2 separate regions of the Mus musculus genome follow, and region 1 is linked to region 2. The links are chromatin loops, found by intact Hi-C in ENCODE. Cell type or tissue: left cerebral cortex. All regions are shown on one strand. Links, peaks and the distances in the headings refer to the core of each region. The heading gives the core; the rest is flanking DNA.

Region 1 (8,272 bases), core at 273-8,272, 250 kb after region 2:
CCTCAGTTCTATCCACACACATGGGCGCCTCTATTTCCATAGGCAGGAGGTTTCAGGGGGTGGTTTGGAGTTCCAGACCTGGAATCAGCCTGAAGTTGAAACCCAGCCCTTAATGTTCATGTTCCTGCACCACCTGCTGTTCCTGGATCACAGGCTCTTCACTGTCCCCTTCATAACCATACAGTAGGCACCACCCATAGAGCTGAAAGAATTACATATTTTGTAGACAGAGAACAAAGAACACCTGCAGGTTCAAGGCTAGATTGTCCTACAGAGTAAGTTGTGAGCTAGCAATGATTATGCAGTAAGACCCTGTGTCAAGAAAAGAAAGAGATGACAAAAGAATTAAATTTATTATGTAAGGAGCAGAACACGGCACAAAACAAATAATAATTGTCATTTTTTTTATTGTTACAAGATAGATTTTTGTGGGTTTTTTTTTTTTGCAGGGGGTGGGGGCTTGGGGGGTGCTGCAGCATCTCTATAATCAAGGCTGGCCAGGAACTTACTATGTAGCCCAAATTGGCCTTGAACTGAAAACATCCTTCCTGTTTTAGACTCCCTAGTATTGGCATTACAGGTGTGAGATGGCTGGTCTCTCAAATAGATTCTTAGCAATGGGCTTGTTTGAAGGGTAGGTACAATGTGTGTGTGTGTGTGTCTGTGTGTGTGTGTGTGTGTGTGTGTGTGTGTGTATGCTATATTAATTAGCTATATTATCCATCCAGTTCTTAAACTAATGGGCTAAAGAGATCCTCCTGGGGCTGGAGAGATGACTCAGTGGTTAAGAGCAGTGGTTGTGGCTGGATAGTGGTGGCACATGCCTTTAATCCCTGCTGCACTGGGGAATCAGAGGCACTTGGATCTCTATAAGTTTGATGTCAGCCAGATCTACCGAGGAGTTCCAGGACAGCCAAGGCTACACAGAAAGACCTTGTCTCAAAAACAAACAAACAAACAAACAAACAAGTGTTCAGGGTGGTTCTTCCCAAGGACACACAGCCAGAGCTCACATGACAGACAGCTCACAATTGTAACTCCAGTCCTAGGAGATCTGATGCCCTCTTCTGGCTTCTACAGGCCCTGTGTGCACATGGTGCACAGACAGACATAAGGCAGAACAATCATACACCTAAAATAAAGGTTACAAAATAAAAAATCTAAGCCGGGCGTGGTGGTGCACGTCTTTAATCCCAGCACTTGGGAGGCAGAGGCAGGCGGATTTCTGAGTTCGAGGACAGCCTAGTCTACAGAGTGAGTTCCAGGACAGCCAGGACTGCACAGAAAAACCCTGTCTCGAAAAACCTAAAGAAAGAAAGAAAGAAAGAAAGAAAGAAAGAAAGAAAGAAAGAAAGAAAGAAAGTGACCCTCCTGCCTCGGTCTCCCCAGTGGCTGGGACTATGGCAGGTAACCACCCCCAGGCCAAGCCGTCAGTGAAATTCTATTCAAGGCTGCTCGGCAAGGGGAGCAAAGCATGAAGCCCCTGGGTGTGCCTAACTAGCCTGTCACTGTCAGCCTCGAGCACACTGCTGCAGTCATTGTACAGCTGAAGGAACTACTTAGAATTCTACTTCACTGGAAAAGAATATGCTATTTTAATCATTCGCATACATGTGTCATGTGGGTACATGCATGTAAGTGTAGAGGAAGGCATTGGGTCCCATGGAGCTGGAGTTACAGGGTGTTGTAAGCCATGGGATATGGGAGCTGGGAAACCAGCTTGGGTCCTCTGCAAGAGTAGTAGGTACGCTTAACCACTGTGCCATCTCTTCAGCCCCAGGACTTTCTTTTCTTTTTTTTTTCTTTGTTGTTGTTTTTTGAGACAGGGTTTCTCTGTATAGCCCTGGCTGTCCTGGAACTCACTTTTGTAGACCAGGCTGGCCTCGAACTCAGAAATCCACCTGTCTCTGCCTCCCGAGTGCTGGGATTAAAGGCATGCACCACCACGCCCGGCGTTCTTTTTTTTTTTTTTTTAAGATTTATTTATTTATTTATTTTATGTATATGAGTACACTGTAGCTATACAGATGGTTGTGAGCCATCATGTGGGTGCTGGGAATTGAACTCAGGACCTCTACTCACTCCAGTCCCAGTCACTCCAGCCCAAAGATTAATTTATTTTATGTAAGTACACTGTAGCTGTCTTCAGACACACCAGAAGAGGGCATCAAATCTCATTACGGATGGTTGCCAGCCATCATGTGGTTGCTGGGATTTGAACTCAGGACCTTCGGAAAAGCAGTCAGTGCTTTGGTTTTTTTTGTTTTTTTTTTTGTTTTTGTTTTGTGTGTTTGTTTGTTTGTTTTGCGGGGGGGGGGGGGTTGAGACAGGGTTTCTCTGTATAGCCCTGGCTGTCCTGGAACTCACTCTGTAGACCAGGCTGGCCTCGAACTCAGAAATCCGCCTGCCTCTGCCTCCCAAGTGCTGGGATTAAAGGCTTGCGCCACCACAACCCAGCCAGTCAGTGCTCTTAACTGCTGAACCATCTCGCCAACCCCCAGGATTTTCAAATATAGAATGTCTCCTTGGGTTCAATCTATAGTACAACCAAAAATGAGGAGCCTTAAGGGCTTGAAGAAAAGTTTTGTAGAGCTGAGAATGTAGCTCAGTTGATAGTTTTTGTCTAAGACGCATAAAGCCCTGTACTCAATCCTGAAGGACTGTGTGAGACCCAAGCATGGTGGCACCCAGGAAGGGAGGAAGCAGGAAGGTCCTACGTTCATAGCTGCAGAGTGAAGTGGAGGCTATCCTGGGCTACGTTTTTCATTTTAAGAGCAAGCAATCAATCAAGGTTTCTTATGAATAAAAGATAGTATCAAAATGTGTGTGTGTGTCAGAGAGACAGAGAGAGAGAGAGAGAGAGAGAGAGAGAGAGAAGGGGGAACACCATGACTAAAAGCCAAGTGGAGAGGAAAGGACTTACTTCCTTTACAGCTCTCAGATCACAGCTGTCACAGAGAGAAGTCAGGGTAGGAACTGGAGCTATAGAATGTCGTTTCTTACTGACTGACTGTGTGCTCTTATACAACTCAACTCAGGGCCACCTTCGCCAAGTGGCACCACTCACAGTGGGATACGCCCATCAATTATTAATCAAGAAAATACCCTCATAGACTGCCTACATGCCAATCGGATGAAGGCATTTTTAAAGTTCCCTTCCTCAAATGACCCTGATTTGTGTCATTGACAAAAACAACCCAGACATAGGGCTTTATCATTGGAAACCAATTCAAGTTGTTTCTCTTAACAGTGTATTTAATACTAAACTGTTTAAATAACCCTTTACGATATTCTCTTGATCAAAACACTTAAAACAGCACTTACTGAGATCTTGCTAGTGTACCATATGTAACTGGAATATCTGCAGAAGAGTTATGGAGGCAGTGACAAAGTCATTATCTTGAAATTTTTATTTTGCATTCGAGATAATACAAGCAGCACATAAGTGATTTGAAATTTTATTTTATTATCTCGATAATTTAGGCTTACAGGTTTCAAGAACATTCTCAATCAGTTTCAGAGTCCTGGAATGCTCTGCAATTCACTATTATGAGTTTGAATGAATCCTATCCATCATTAAAGAGCCAGCCCTGGCACTGCTCCACCAAGTTTCCCTGCTAATGATGACGCAATCTCTTGCCCCTCCTCTTGGCGCTGATCTGTCCTGCACTTATCCAGCCGTTAGCATCTAATCTCTACATTGACTCTCTATGTACTCCCCTAAACTGGATGGATTTCTAAGGTAAAGACTGGGGTTTCTGTTATTCCCCGAGTGGTATCTATCACACAATTCTGAGTATCATCATAGAAATTCTGCTGGTAAATGTAGGGGTTGCCCCTTTTAACTTCGGGCCTATTTCTCCCCATTCTCTGCAATCTGGTTTATCCCATCGGTGGAGGAAATCAGTGGCTAAGAAGGGAGTAGCGTCAGCGAGAGGTCAAGCTACACTGTCTCTAAGGCCATCTCCGGATAGTTTCCGTCATCCTATCAGGACAGGAAGGCAGTTACAGGAAAGATGGAGGCTCAAGTCGGGGAAAGAAAGAGAACAAAGTCAGTACTTGGCAGGGACGGTAGACCTGTGCGCCAAGCAAAGAGCGCGCACTGCGAGGGAAAGTGAGGCGCACCCGCCCCGCAACTAGCCCCGCAGCCAGGGGCGGGACTTCCGGAAGCCATTTGCCCGAGTGGCAGGGGGACCGGAAGTGGAGGCGCTGCTGCTTGGTGCTGGGGCCCGAGGAGGGGACGCGCGCCGGAACGCGGCCGTCGGGATCAAGCGAGCGACTGAAGCGCAACCCGCCGACGCCGCAGCCGCTGAGGGCCCCGCACGGACCCTCTGCCTGTGTGAGTGCATCGTGGGGACCGCGGAGCCGGGGCCTCGTCGTGACGGGTGGGACGCGCGGGCGAGCCGGTATTGTGAGGCCCGGCTCCCCTCCCCCACGCCGCCCCTCCCCCGCCGCGCCCCGCGCTGTCGCCCTGCAGGGCCTCCGGGGCCCCGCGCCGTCGCCGCTGCCCTGCGGCGCCCTGGTTCCACCCTGGCCAGCGGCTGAGCGGCCCGCGGGTCCCCTGGCCCGGCCTCCTGCCTCAGCTGTCGCCTTTTCCCTCCATCCCCGGGGTGGGACCTCTAGGCCCAAGCCTGTGACTGGGTTGTGCCTTTTTTTTTTTTTTAACGGATCACGCTCTTTGCCCTTCTCGTCGAAAATTGTCTCCTCATTCGAAACTTCTCTGTTGCCTTCGCTTATACTTCCCAAAGACCCGTGTCAGGGCTCTGAAAGGATTGGTAGAGGCTAGCCTTAAGGGTCACCCACTTCATTCGGCGACGAGGCCCAGGCGTTGGTGACTTGGCCGATGGCCTACCGCCAGCCAGGTACATCTGTCAGTGAGTAGTTTCCTTGGAGGTGTGTTTCCTCTCCCCAGCCCTTGTGGTCCATGTCCACTTAGCGGGTCAGAGCCTGTGGTCTCCAGGTTTGAGTTACTCATGGCAGAGTGACTCGTTATCCTTTCCATAGCTCCCAGGCTGACGTTGCCTTTCATCATGTATATACGGATCTTAAGGAAACCCAAAGCCATAAAGCGTTGGCGTCTCTGAAGAACGTGGCTATGGACAAAGGGAAGGGCACCAAGACGCTAAGAGCAGGTCCTAGACTTGCATTTTCTACAGCGTTGAGTTGAGTGGAGAGAATGGGCCAGAGGAAAAGGTGTGGAAAAGAGAAAAATGCAAGCTTATCTTTCCCTTGGATGAGGCTTGTGTCTGCCCGTCAGTTCCTTCTCTGGGCACATTGTTCAGACTTAAAGGTTGCCTCCTTGTGGGAGAGCAGGGGAGGGAATCATTGTGCATTAATTTGTTGGCATGGGCACTTGATAATAAATTATGGATGGGCTGGATCCTGGGGGGCCGCCCACCAGAGACCGGGGCAGGGCATTCTGGACGAGGCTTGCCTTCCTCTTCAGAATAATTCTGCCAACTCTCTGAAGCAAAATGAAAAGCCTCAGGCCTTAATGGAAGCATCCTAAATCTTTTCATTCTCATTCAAAAGTCTCAGCAAGCTTCTAGGTTCTCTCTCTCTCTCTCTCTCTCTCTCTCTCTCACACACACACACACACACACACACACACACACACACACACACACACACCCCGGCTGAGCTTGAGGGGTTGTAGTTGTTTTGTTGGGACTGACTTCCACACCACTAGTGTAGAGAGTCCGGTGCTGTGCTGTGTCGTTGAGGTCTAAATTAAGTGGGGAAGATAGAAAGTTTAGGATTAGGACTGCCTTCTCTCCCTGGAGATTTTTGAAGGACAACAAAGTTTGCTCTGCAAAATAGTTTTTCATGGAAATGTACACAGTTGCCCACCTTTTATCGCCTCCTTGCTAGTTTTTCATAGGAAGCCTGCAGTTCCCTGGCTAAGGAGATTATTCTGACCCAGTAAGGTGAGGTGGGAAGTGTTGGTTTTTAGTTTTTGAACTCCTAGGGATTGGGTACTACCTCTGGGAGGTGGAGCAAACGACAGTCAGGAGCTGGGATGTGGGTGCTGGGAATCAAACCCAGGACCTGTGGAGGAGCAGTACCTGCTCTTAACTGCTGGGCCAGCTCTATCCAGCCCCCTCCTCATTTTATACAAACTCACTCATTTTGAGACAGGGTTTCTCTTTTGAAGCCTTCACTGTGTTGGAACTCACTGTGTAGACCAGGCTGTCATCAAACTCAGAGATCCCCTGCCTCTGCCTCTTGAGTGCTGGGACTAAAGGTGTGAGCCACTCTCCTGAAGGTGGCTATGATAGGAAAATGGTTCAGGAATCCCTGTAATTTTTTTTTTTAACTTCAGTAGGATACTCTTTGGATAACTCTTGATTCATTCTTCACTTTTAAAATTGTCTGGGTTTTTAAAAGTTATTTATTTTTATGTGAATGAATGTGTTTCCTACATGTATGCATATCATATGTATGCAGTGCCAACAGAGACTGGGAGAAGGCGCTAGGTTTCTTGAAACCGGAGTCACAGATGGTTGTGAACCACAGTATGGATGCTGAGCCCTAGTCCTCTGCAGGAGCAGCTGATGCTCTCAACCACTGTCTCATCTCCTGTCTCCCAAAATGTTATGCTTTTAAAATTTTTTATTATATTTGTATGATGTGGAGGTGGGTGTACACACATGCCCTAAAGCACAGTGACTGAGTGTCCGAGGTCAGGAACAGCTTTGTAGAGTAATGGGCATCATTAAATTTGTATAGCGGGTGCTTTACCAGCTGACAGCCGAGACAGGGTTTCTCTGTGTACCCCTGGCTGTCCTGGAACTCATTCTGTAGACCAGGCTCAAAACTCAGAAATCCCCCTGCCTCTGCCTCCCGAGTGCGAGTGCAGGGATTAAAGGCGTGTGCTACCATATGCCTGGTTTAGGCTTTTCATACTTTTCTTTTCTTTTCTTTCTCCCTCCCTCCCTCCCTCTCTCCCTCCCTTCCTTCCTTCCTTCCTTCCCCTTCCTTCTTTTCTTTTCTTTTCTTTTCTTTTCTTTTCTTTCTTTCTCTCTCTCTTTCTTTCTTTCTTTCTTTCTTTCTTTCTCTTTCTTTTGGCTTTTCCTTCCTTTCTTTCTTTCTTTCTTTCTTTCTTTCTTTCTCTTCCTTCCTTTCTTTCTTTCTTTCTTTCTTTCTTTCTTTCTTTCTCTTCCTTTCTTTCTTTCTTTCTTTCTCCCTTTCTCTCTCTCTCTCTCTCTCTCTCTCTCTCTCTCTCTCTCTCTCTTTATGGATACAAGGTTTCTGTGTACAACAGCCCTAGCTGCCTCAGGAGACATGGCTGGCCTCAGCTCAGAGAAATTAAGGTGTGTGCTAACACCTGGTTTGGCTAGACCTCTGGATTGTCTCAGGCCTGGCCTAAAAAGAAGAGACAGTAGAGGGCTGGGGAGATGGCTCAGTGGTAAGAGAGCACTGGCTGCTCTTCTAAAGGTTCTGAGTTCAATTCCCAGCAACCATGTGGTGGCTCACAACCAGCCACCACATGAGATGTGGTGAGATGTGGTGCCCTCTTCTGGCCTGCAGGCAGGCAGAATGCTGTATACATAATAAATAAATCTTAAAAAAAAAAAAAAAGAGTTTATGGCTCAGCTTTCCATTTCTGGGTCTTAAAAATGTTGCTAAACTGCAGGCTTCTGTGAAAGATACTTTATATTGTAAGATGTTTGATTTGGCAATAGAGTACAGGATCCAAGTGTCTGGAGGCACAAAGTAATTTCACTCAGGTACTCTGCTTTTGTAGTCATGGTTGAGGGACTATCAAATTTGAAATACTTTTTATAATCTTCTAGTTAGAACTGCCTTTTAACTTTAGGCACTGGAATTTGGTTCCTCTGTTTCTTCTTCCGTGTCCTTTCATTTTGCCTGTGAAGAATATTGGAACGTATGACTGAGTATAGTATTGCACACCTGTAATCTCAGCATCTGGACGGCAGAATAAGTACTGCAGCAAATCAAGACAGCCAGGGCTGCACAGGGAGACCCTCAAAACAAAATGTAAGATTTGGGATTCAGATGGAAGTGCTTTGCTCAGTGTTTGGAGTGATAATAAAAAATAAGCAAAACAGCTTGGTAAATAATTTTTATCATGTTCATGCGATCTATCTCTATATAAAATAGCAGTCTTTGTTCAAGGATAATAGACTAAGTGCCAGAAAGATGGCTCAGCTCAGTGCTTTGCCAGCCATCTTTGACTGCAGGACCCCTGGGGTGCAAGAACAGAACTGACTTCCTTAACTTCCTTCCCTGGCTGTCCTGGAACTTGCTA
Region 2 (8,328 bases), core at 135-8,134:
CGAGATGCTTTCCCACAGGTACGTAGGTGCCATGCAGCCCCGGACGCTCCTCACTGTGGCCCTCTTGGCTCTCCTGGCATCTGCCCGTAAGATGGTGGGAGTGGGGCTGGGTTTCAGTGGGAGCTGGTCAGGGGGCCCTGCCCTGAGAAGTGGTGGCTGGGCAGGAGCTGAGGGCTGGCGTGGCCCAACTCTGCTCTCTCGCAGGAGCTGAAGAGGTAGAGGGATCCTTGCTGCTGGGCTCTGTACAGGGCTACATGGAACAAGCCTCCAAGACGGTCCAGGATGCGCTAAGTAGCGTGCAGGAGTCCGATATAGCTGTGGTGGCCAGGTAGGCACACTGGCCTCCTTTCCTGTGTCTTCTCCTCTCATGCCCTGGTGCTGAGACCCTAGCACAGAGACTGTGGTCCACCAAGTTTACCAGGGCCTGGGACCTGCCCGAGCCTCTGGTCCCTCATGAGGCCTTTCGGTACTGTGACCAAGATGACAGGCAGGGCAAGCAGCCTTCTCCTATCTTCTCTGCTTTTCCTCAGAGCAGCCTGAGGGGCATTTAGCCTCGCTGCAGGTTTTCTCCTCTGGGTCCTGCGCACACGATGGGAGGCCTACCTGCTCTGGTTTCTGCCTGTATGCAGGGGGTAGTGGTGGGAAGTGAGGTGGGAAGTTGGGGGTTAGAGGGTGGGAGTCTGCCCTGTTTCTATCCCTGGGCTCAGTCTGAGGTAGGCATCTTGCCCACTATGAAATATCACCCCCTGGCCAATGGCTTTGGCTGACATTTGATAGTTTAGTTGCCTATGTAGCAAAAGATGTTGACAGTCTCTATCCCCAGAACAGGCTGTGGGGAGGATATTAGATACTCGGTTTTGCTGATGATAAAGAGTTAGATAACCTGGCCTAGATCACACAGCTTAGAAGTCATTCAGTAATGTTTCAAATGAGAGACTGGCCCTGCCTCTGCCTCACCCACTTAGAGCCAGGGATGGGGTACCTCAAGGGAGTGATTTGTATGGCCTATACAGGCAGCTGCATTGTAGCTGACCTTAGTATCCAGCTCCCCGGTGCTTGGTGCCTCCGGCCTGAAAGGAGATTGGATGGAAGGCACTGAGGTTCTGATCCAACCTTGATGAAGGTGGGGTTTCTTAGGTAGCTGCAGGTGATTTTGGGGTGTGATAGGCAAGGTGGTGCTGGTGGCTGAGAGAGCCAGTGGAGCCCTGCGTGCAGTCCTGGGTCTAGCTGCCCACGGGGGAGCTTTTCTCACACACACACACACACACACACACACACACACACACACACACACACACCTCTCTCTCTCTCTCTCTCTCTCTCTCTCTCTCTCTCTCTCTCTCTCCCTCTCTCTCTCTCTCCCTCTCTCCTATGGATGCCTCTTACTGCTTTAACCTCCAGGGGCTGGATGGACAATCACTTCAGATCCCTGAAAGGCTACTGGAGCAAGTTTACTGACAAGTTCACCGGCTTCTGGGATTCTAACCCTGAGGACCAACCAACTCCAGCTATTGAGTCGTGAGACTTCTGTGTTGCAGATGTGCCTGTTCCTCCATCCTGCTGCCCCCCTCCAGGCCTGCCAGGTGGCCCCTGAAGGTTGCTTTAAGGGGAAAGTATGTTCTCATGTCTTCACCCCTCCCTAGATCTCACCTAAACATGCTGTCCCTAATAAAGCTGGATAAGAAGCTGCTGTTAGTGGGTGTCCCATGTGCCTGGACGTCTGGGCATGGGGATGAGCTAGGCCTGTTGAAGGGGTGGACCTGGGGCTGTAGGTCATCCACCTCTTTAGTGGTCTCTGGGGTGCTTCTTCCTTTGTACGTGGGACTAACTCCGCTTCCCTGCTTGACTTAATGGGAAAGATCAAATCAGGTAACGACAGATTTGCAGTTACAATCTGTGATAAACCTGTCAAGGGCAGGACAACGTGGACGACGTGGCTGGAGTGTAGTATCTGTCTAGCTAGCAGTCTTATGTCATCTCCAGGCTTAAGGTCAGATATGATCACCAACCCCGTGCAGCTGGTTTGCACAGCCCAGGCTGCCTGGCCCCTTTAAACAGGCGGAAAGGAAGGAGGCAGATTGGGAGGGTGGTCGGATAAGTCTCAACCCCACTGCAGTGTAGCGGCTTCCATTTCTTATGAATAAAGTGGGTAGGACCTGCCCCTCCCCTGAAGGTTTGTTGTAGAAATGAAATGGTAGTGTCTAAAAGCATGAGGTGCCGCATGCGCACACCCCTTGTAAACAGTCCTCACTGTGATAGCTAAACTAGGTGACCTTCTAGACTGGAATGGAGACCCAGTGTCCTCAGAATCCCAAAAGGGCTGCTTGCTAAGTTCCTGCCACCCCCAAACACTCACTTCAAAGAGACCCAGTGTCACAAAACAGGTCTTGCACATTATAGAGTAAAAGACTAATGTTCAGAGAGTGCCAGTGGCTGCCCCGGATCAGGAGAAAACACACTGCAGGGCCAGCTTTCCATTTTCCACGTTGCTGGCACCGGAAAAGCCTCTGCCAGGTGTTGGAAGCTCCTTTCCAGACTGCATTGGCACAGCCAGCAGACTGGACTATGTTCTCTCTGGAAATCCAATAGGGGTTTCTCTTCCTGTCCACCAAGAGCCAGAAGTCTCATTGTCCACACCGGGAAACTTTCCTACCCAAACCTGGTTTAATGTCTGCTGTGGCTCTGCATGATTGTGGATTTAAAAACTCACCCCTTCAGCCAGGGGCTCATGAAGATACACCGGGGATGGATGGAGACCACCTGCATACCAACACAGGCATGAAGAGGGGCAGATGAGAGGAAGGCTGTTGGTGTGAGAGTGCTTCTGCAGACATCCTCAACCCTGTGAACATGAGTGCTTGGTTACACTCCATAGCGGGCAAGTCTATACAATGAACAGTCTGGGCTTGGCAGGCAGCTCAGGTGGTAGAGGGCTTGCCTTGCATGCACAGAGCTCTGGGTTTGTCTCAGCACAGAGTAACAGTGGTGGACCATCCTTGAAACCCCCAGCACTTGGGAGATGGGGCAGAAAGATCAGAGCTCATCTGAGTCTAGCCTGGGCTAGTGGAGACACTGTCTCCAAATAAAATAAATACAAACAAGGACTGGCAAGATGGCTTAGCTAGTAGATAAATACAAACAAGAACTGGCAAGATGGCTTAGCTAGTAGAGACGCTCGCTACACTAATCCTGGTGACCTGAGTTTTTGATCTTTGGGACCTATATGGTGGAAAAGAGAACAGATACCTGCAAATTGTCCTCTAATCTCCACACATGTTCTGTGGCACGTGAAAACACACACACACACACTCACACACACACACACTCACACACACACACACACTAAATAAGTCTAATAAAAATTTAAATATTTTATATACCTTTATTTATATTTGTGGGGTGTGTGTGTGTGTGTGTGTCTTCTAAGCACTGAACTCAGGTTCTCAGACTTCCGAAAGTGCCTCTACCTGATAAGCCACCTTACCAGCCCCATGTAATAAAAGGGGTTTTTTTGTTTGTTTGTTTTGTTTTTGTTTTGTTTTAAAATGGAACGGCACATCCTGACCCACCTTTTCTGCAGTGACTAACTTCAGACCTCCCAGCTCAGCTTCCCCAACTGGTGTGGACTTAAAGGCCATCCTTCAGGATTTAGAGATGGATATGAAGGCCTCTCTAGTAAATGTGTGGTCACCAGCATCATGGAGAGGGGTGTTTGTTTGTTTGTTTGTTTTTGTATCCAACTGTCAGGTAGAGTAGCTGCAGCCTTGACCCTTTCAGCACACTGTGTGGGTGCACCGGAGGGAAAGATCAAAGGGAATTGTTTACCGAGATCGGGTTCAGCTCCAGGCTTTTTATTAGCACCCACCCAATAACTCCAATCTTCCTGGCTCCTGAAGGAATCCTGGCTCTAGGGAGTGGAAGAGGCTCCCGTCCTGCACCCTCTGGACCCCACCTGGAAACTCGGCTAGCACAAGAAACCAGCGGTCTCAAAGCCAGTCCTATTGCCAGACACTCTCATCCTGGTTTACAGCACTAGTGTTCTGAGCCTCTGTGGGGCCCTTTTGGGGTTCCTTGTTGCTTTGCCTGGCCATCCATTTCCCTTGGAGCCTTCTTAGGAAGGGATTCTGTCTCATACCCTGAACCAGCCAGGTGCCCAGCTTGAGTGAGCGTTAAGAGCTGAGTAGTCGCGTACAAAGGAATCCCCAGTGCGGCACCATGTTCTCACGTCCCTTGATGTCCCCTTAGCGCCCGCCCTATGTCCCCCAAAGAAAGAAGCTATTCCATTTTGGAAAGGTTTATTGTAAGAAAGCCAATGCGGGGGTGGGGAGTGGAAGCGGGCACCTCACTGGGCAGTCAGAGTCTCGCTGGCCTTGTCGATCACACTCTGGACTTGGGTCTTAAGCGTCTCCAGCATGGGCATCAGACTATGGCGCAGGTCCTCCAGCGCAGGTCTGGCTTTCTCGCCAAGTGTCTTCAGGTGGGTTTTGGCCCTGGTGTGGTACTCGTTCAAGGTAGGGTTGCTCTTGAGCTCAGCCAGGCGCTGGGCCAGGCTCTCGCGCATCTGTTCGCTGTGGGGCGCTAGCTGTGTGCGCAGAGAGTCTACGTGTGTGCGCATGCGGTCGCGAAATTCCTCAGCCACAGGGGACAGTCTCCCTTGCAGCTCCTGCAGCTTCTGGCGCGCGCTCTCCTGCAGCTCGGCGCCCAGAGGCGCCACCTTCTGGCGGTAGAGCTCCACATCCTCTTTCCATTTCTTCTGGAATTCGTCCAGGTAGGGCTGCACCTTCTGTTTCACTTCCTCTAGGTCCTTGTTCATCTCCTGTCTCACCCAATCTGTTTCTTTCTCCAGGTTATCCCAGAAGTCCCGAGTCAATGGGCCCAGCCGTTCCTGCAGCTGACTAACGGTTGAACCCAGAGTGTCCCAGTTTTCCAGGAGATTCAGGCTAGAGGGGGAAGAGAGCGGCTGAGAGACGAGCCCAGGCATCATGCGCTGCCCCTGGTCTGCAGATCCATGCACATGATAGCTGGGTGCCACCTGTCCCCTAATGTGCAGTTGCTATGGTCCTAGTTTCCCCGAACATGCAACCCTCTAACTCACTGCCTTCCCTTTACATTCCTCTGTACACATGGCGGAAGGCACCAAGAACACAGATGTGGTCGGTGCTGGTTACAAGGCCAGTCCCGTTTTTTGTTTTTTGTTTTGTTTTGTTTTGTTTTGGGTGCTGTCTGACCAGTACTGGGGGTTACCAAGGAAAAGGGATTTGGCACTCATAGGCTGAATGAGGGGCTGTGGTTACCCAACAGCCAGATGAATCCCATCCCTAGTCCTCCACTGGAACCTGCCATGGTGCCCAGCTGGTAGGAAAGCCCGTGAAGGGCTAGCCAGCTCAGTTCCAGCATCTTCTCACTGGTCTCTCTGCCCACCCTGGATGGGCAGCCCTTGACCTGCTCCAGGCCCCACGCTAGGTCTTTCCTTACTTCAGCTGTTGGCCCAAGGAGGAGGATTCAAACTGGGACACATAGTCTCTGCCGCTGTCTTTGACCGCATCCACATACACATTAGCGAAATCCTTCACTTTGTCCCATTGGGACTGGGGTTCATCTTGCTGCCATACGTGCCAAGCCTGGCTCCCTGGGGATGGAGGGGAGACCCATGTTAGGTTAGACTCGGAGTCAGGGAAGAGAACAGTGGGAATTCTGTTCTCTGTGCCCAGGAAGGTAGTCCCACGCAGGTCAAGAGGCACCTACCTGTCAGGAAGACCAGAGCCACGGCCAGCACCACAGCTTTCATCCTGAAGGGTGTGGGTGACCTGAAGAAGAAGAAGGAGGAGGAGGGCTGGGCTGAAGGGAGGCATTGTCATGGAAAGGCTCCACACACAATTCAAGCCCATGGAAGCATTGGCTAGAATGGCTAAAGGTGCGAGATATCCACGGTATTGATTTGGACAGTGGAGCATCAACTGGGAGGCGCTATGGAGCCAGAGCCACCGAAGGCAGGTAGCAGCACTTACCTCCCCGGAGCTCTCCGACAGTCTGGGTGTCCAGCTCTTCTTCCCTGGTCTATATATGTGTGTGGGCAGGGGCTGGGCTGGGAGACTGATAAGCTCAGCCTGGCCCTGCCACTGCTTACTTTTGCTGGCGATGTGGAACTTAGAGTTCAAGGATCAGCTCTGTTCCTGAGGCTGGGCAAACAGAGTGGGCAAACAGGAAACTGCGGGGGCTGCCGAGCTGGGATCAAGGGTTCAGGTGGGGGCAGCAGGGGGTGGCTGCAGACTCCAGGGGTCCCCAGGGGTAAGGCAGTTGCACCATCCCGAGGTGTATGTCTTCTTCAAGATAGTCTCATGGAGCCCACTCCTGGACTCCTCTGTGTTGCTAGTGCCCTCTGAGCCTGGAACAAGGGAGGGAGGGAGGAATTGTGGGCTCCTTCACTCACAGCCCCACCCCAAAGTTTTTTTTTTGCTTTCCAAGGGGTTCCCCCTTTCACCTCACCCTGGTCCCCCAGGTTTGGGGATTTGTCTTTCCAGATGCCACATGTTTAGCCAGCCTCCCAACCCTAAATCCAAAAACAACTGAGGTGTCAGCCTGAGTGAGATGCAGACAGGCTCATATCCCCAAGCTGAGGATGAAGACCCCTCTGATGCTTCAGAAGAAATGACAGAGGCCAACATGGAGTTGTTAGCTCCTTCCTTGTCTCCCTCCCTCCTTCCCTCCCTTCCTTTCTTCCTTATCTTAGGTACATGAGCGCTCTGTCTTCAGACACACCAGAAGATGGAATCAGATTCCTTTACAGATGGTTGTGAGCCACCATATGGTTTCTGGGAATTGAACTCAGGACCTCTGGAAGAGCAGCTAGTGGTCTTAAACCGCTGAGCCATCTCTCCAGCCCCAGTTGCCAATGTTTTTGTTATGTGTAGATGCTGTTATTCAGCCTCCCTTCCAGAGAAAACCTCACCATATACCATGACCACTAAAAGGGGTCATGTAGTTCAGTGACGATATGTCTTCCCAGAGTGGTGAGGGCCTAGGCTCACTTGCCAGGATGGGAGAGCTGGGTAGCTGTGTAGAGTGGGCTGAGTACGGTGGCCAGTTTTTGCACTTGGAAGGTCAGAGGGTTGAGAGTTCAAAACCACAGCCTTGCCCATATAGCAAGTTTGAAGTCAGCCTGGGCTATATGAGAATATCTAAAAACAAAACAAAACAAAACAAAACAAACAAACAAACAAAAACCACAGATCATCTCTAAAATCCCATTATGGAAAGTGAGTTTTCAAGCTAAGAGGAACTTTTGAGACCATCTATTTGAGGTTCTACCATGAACTTCCTTCTAGATAAGGGCCTGTTGAGAGTGGAAGGAATTTGCTGTGTCCTTTATCTCTCAGCCTTAGAGGCAAGGATGGACCTTGCGCCCAGGTCTCTGCATTTGGGACCCAGGGCAGGAATGTACTCTGCCCATCTCCCTAGGAAACTCCCCAACTCCCTAGAAACCAGCTTGGAATCTGTCTACCAGTTCAGGGAGTGGCTGGGATTCCAGGCTGCTCCCATCCCAGGAGGCTTTGCAACCAGAGAGAACCTTGGTTCTGGGATCTGCAACTTATTCTCCAGGTGACCCGGACAGGTTACATAACCTCTCCGTCCCTGGGTCTCTTATCTGCTAAGGAAAGATAATGACAGAGCATGCCACAGCTTCCTTATGATCCCAGTCACTGTATGGGAAGCAAAATGGAAAAGATGTGTGTGCACTTACTAAGTCCAGGAACCTGTGCGTGGTGTCTAACATGGCAAATGTGATTAGGGGACTTGAACTCAAGGGTAGCCTGGGATATCCAGAGGGCACAGTAATCACAAGGGTCTCTCAATATGCTAGAGGAGGCAGAAGGGCCAAAACCATGGAGAAACTTGAGAACAGAAATAGAGACCAAGCAATCTGAGTGTGCAGATGAGCCAAGCGGGTTTCGGCTACCCATCCATGGGTGCTGGAAGAGAGAAGAGAAAATGCAGGTTTTCTCTGAATGAAAGAGTTTTCAGACAGAATATCACTCTGACAATCCCATGCTTTTAGCCATGATTTGAGCTTCTGAACTCCAGAGTTTTATTTGTGTTGTGTTGTCTGTGAAGTCTGAACACATTTCAAGCAAAACTGCTGAAAGGTGACCAACAGCAAATGGCAAGTGTTCTGCATCCCAGACTCCTGAGGTCACTGCCACGAACACATTCTGTTACTAGGCCATAGCCTGTGACCCCAGTTGCTGGCAGCAAAAATGGGGTAAGGCAGGTGTCTGGCTTGCAGGTGCTGTGATGCAGGACATCTTTTCCAGGTTGAAACCAGCCCCC

What was found. A loop is a pair of places that touch in the nucleus more often than their neighbours do. Peaks named below come from ENCODE experiments on the same cell type or tissue, not always from the same donor. Only the 100,000 strongest peaks of a DNase experiment are listed, where the experiment ranks them.
Region 1: it touches region 2 in a loop (6-fold over the local background); 6 of 42 quality-filtered maps call a loop at or near these places.

What each region holds. Positions count from the first base shown.
Region 1 is chr9:45,980,772-45,989,043 of GRCm38, reverse strand. It overlaps Pafah1b2 (platelet-activating factor acetylhydrolase, isoform 1b, subunit 2), which reads left to right and starts at 4,173. Exons shown (of 6, transcript NM_008775.3): 1 at 4,173-4,339. In left cerebral cortex, for the core only: CTCF peaks have their summits at 5,285 and 7,524 (motif pointing left); DNase peaks (open chromatin) are centred at 3,641, 4,173, 4,922 and 5,253; H3K4me3 peaks cover 2,095 bases; H3K27ac peaks cover 1,898 bases.
Region 2 is chr9:46,226,417-46,234,744 of GRCm38, reverse strand. It overlaps Apoa1 (apolipoprotein A-I), which reads right to left and starts at 6,115. Exons shown (of 4, transcript NM_009692.4): 1 at 6,009-6,115; 2 at 5,746-5,807; 3 at 5,476-5,629; 4 at 4,276-4,940. The coding sequence starts at 5,788. The coding sequence ends at 4,343. Apoc3 (apolipoprotein C-III) reads left to right here. Exons shown (of 4, transcript NM_023114.4): 2 at 19-86; 3 at 205-328; 4 at 1,402-1,695. The coding sequence starts at 32. The coding sequence ends at 1,522. In left cerebral cortex, for the core only: a CTCF peak has its summit at 4,702 (motif pointing left); a DNase peak (open chromatin) is centred at 4,690; H3K4me3 peaks cover 1,180 bases; H3K27ac peaks cover 665 bases.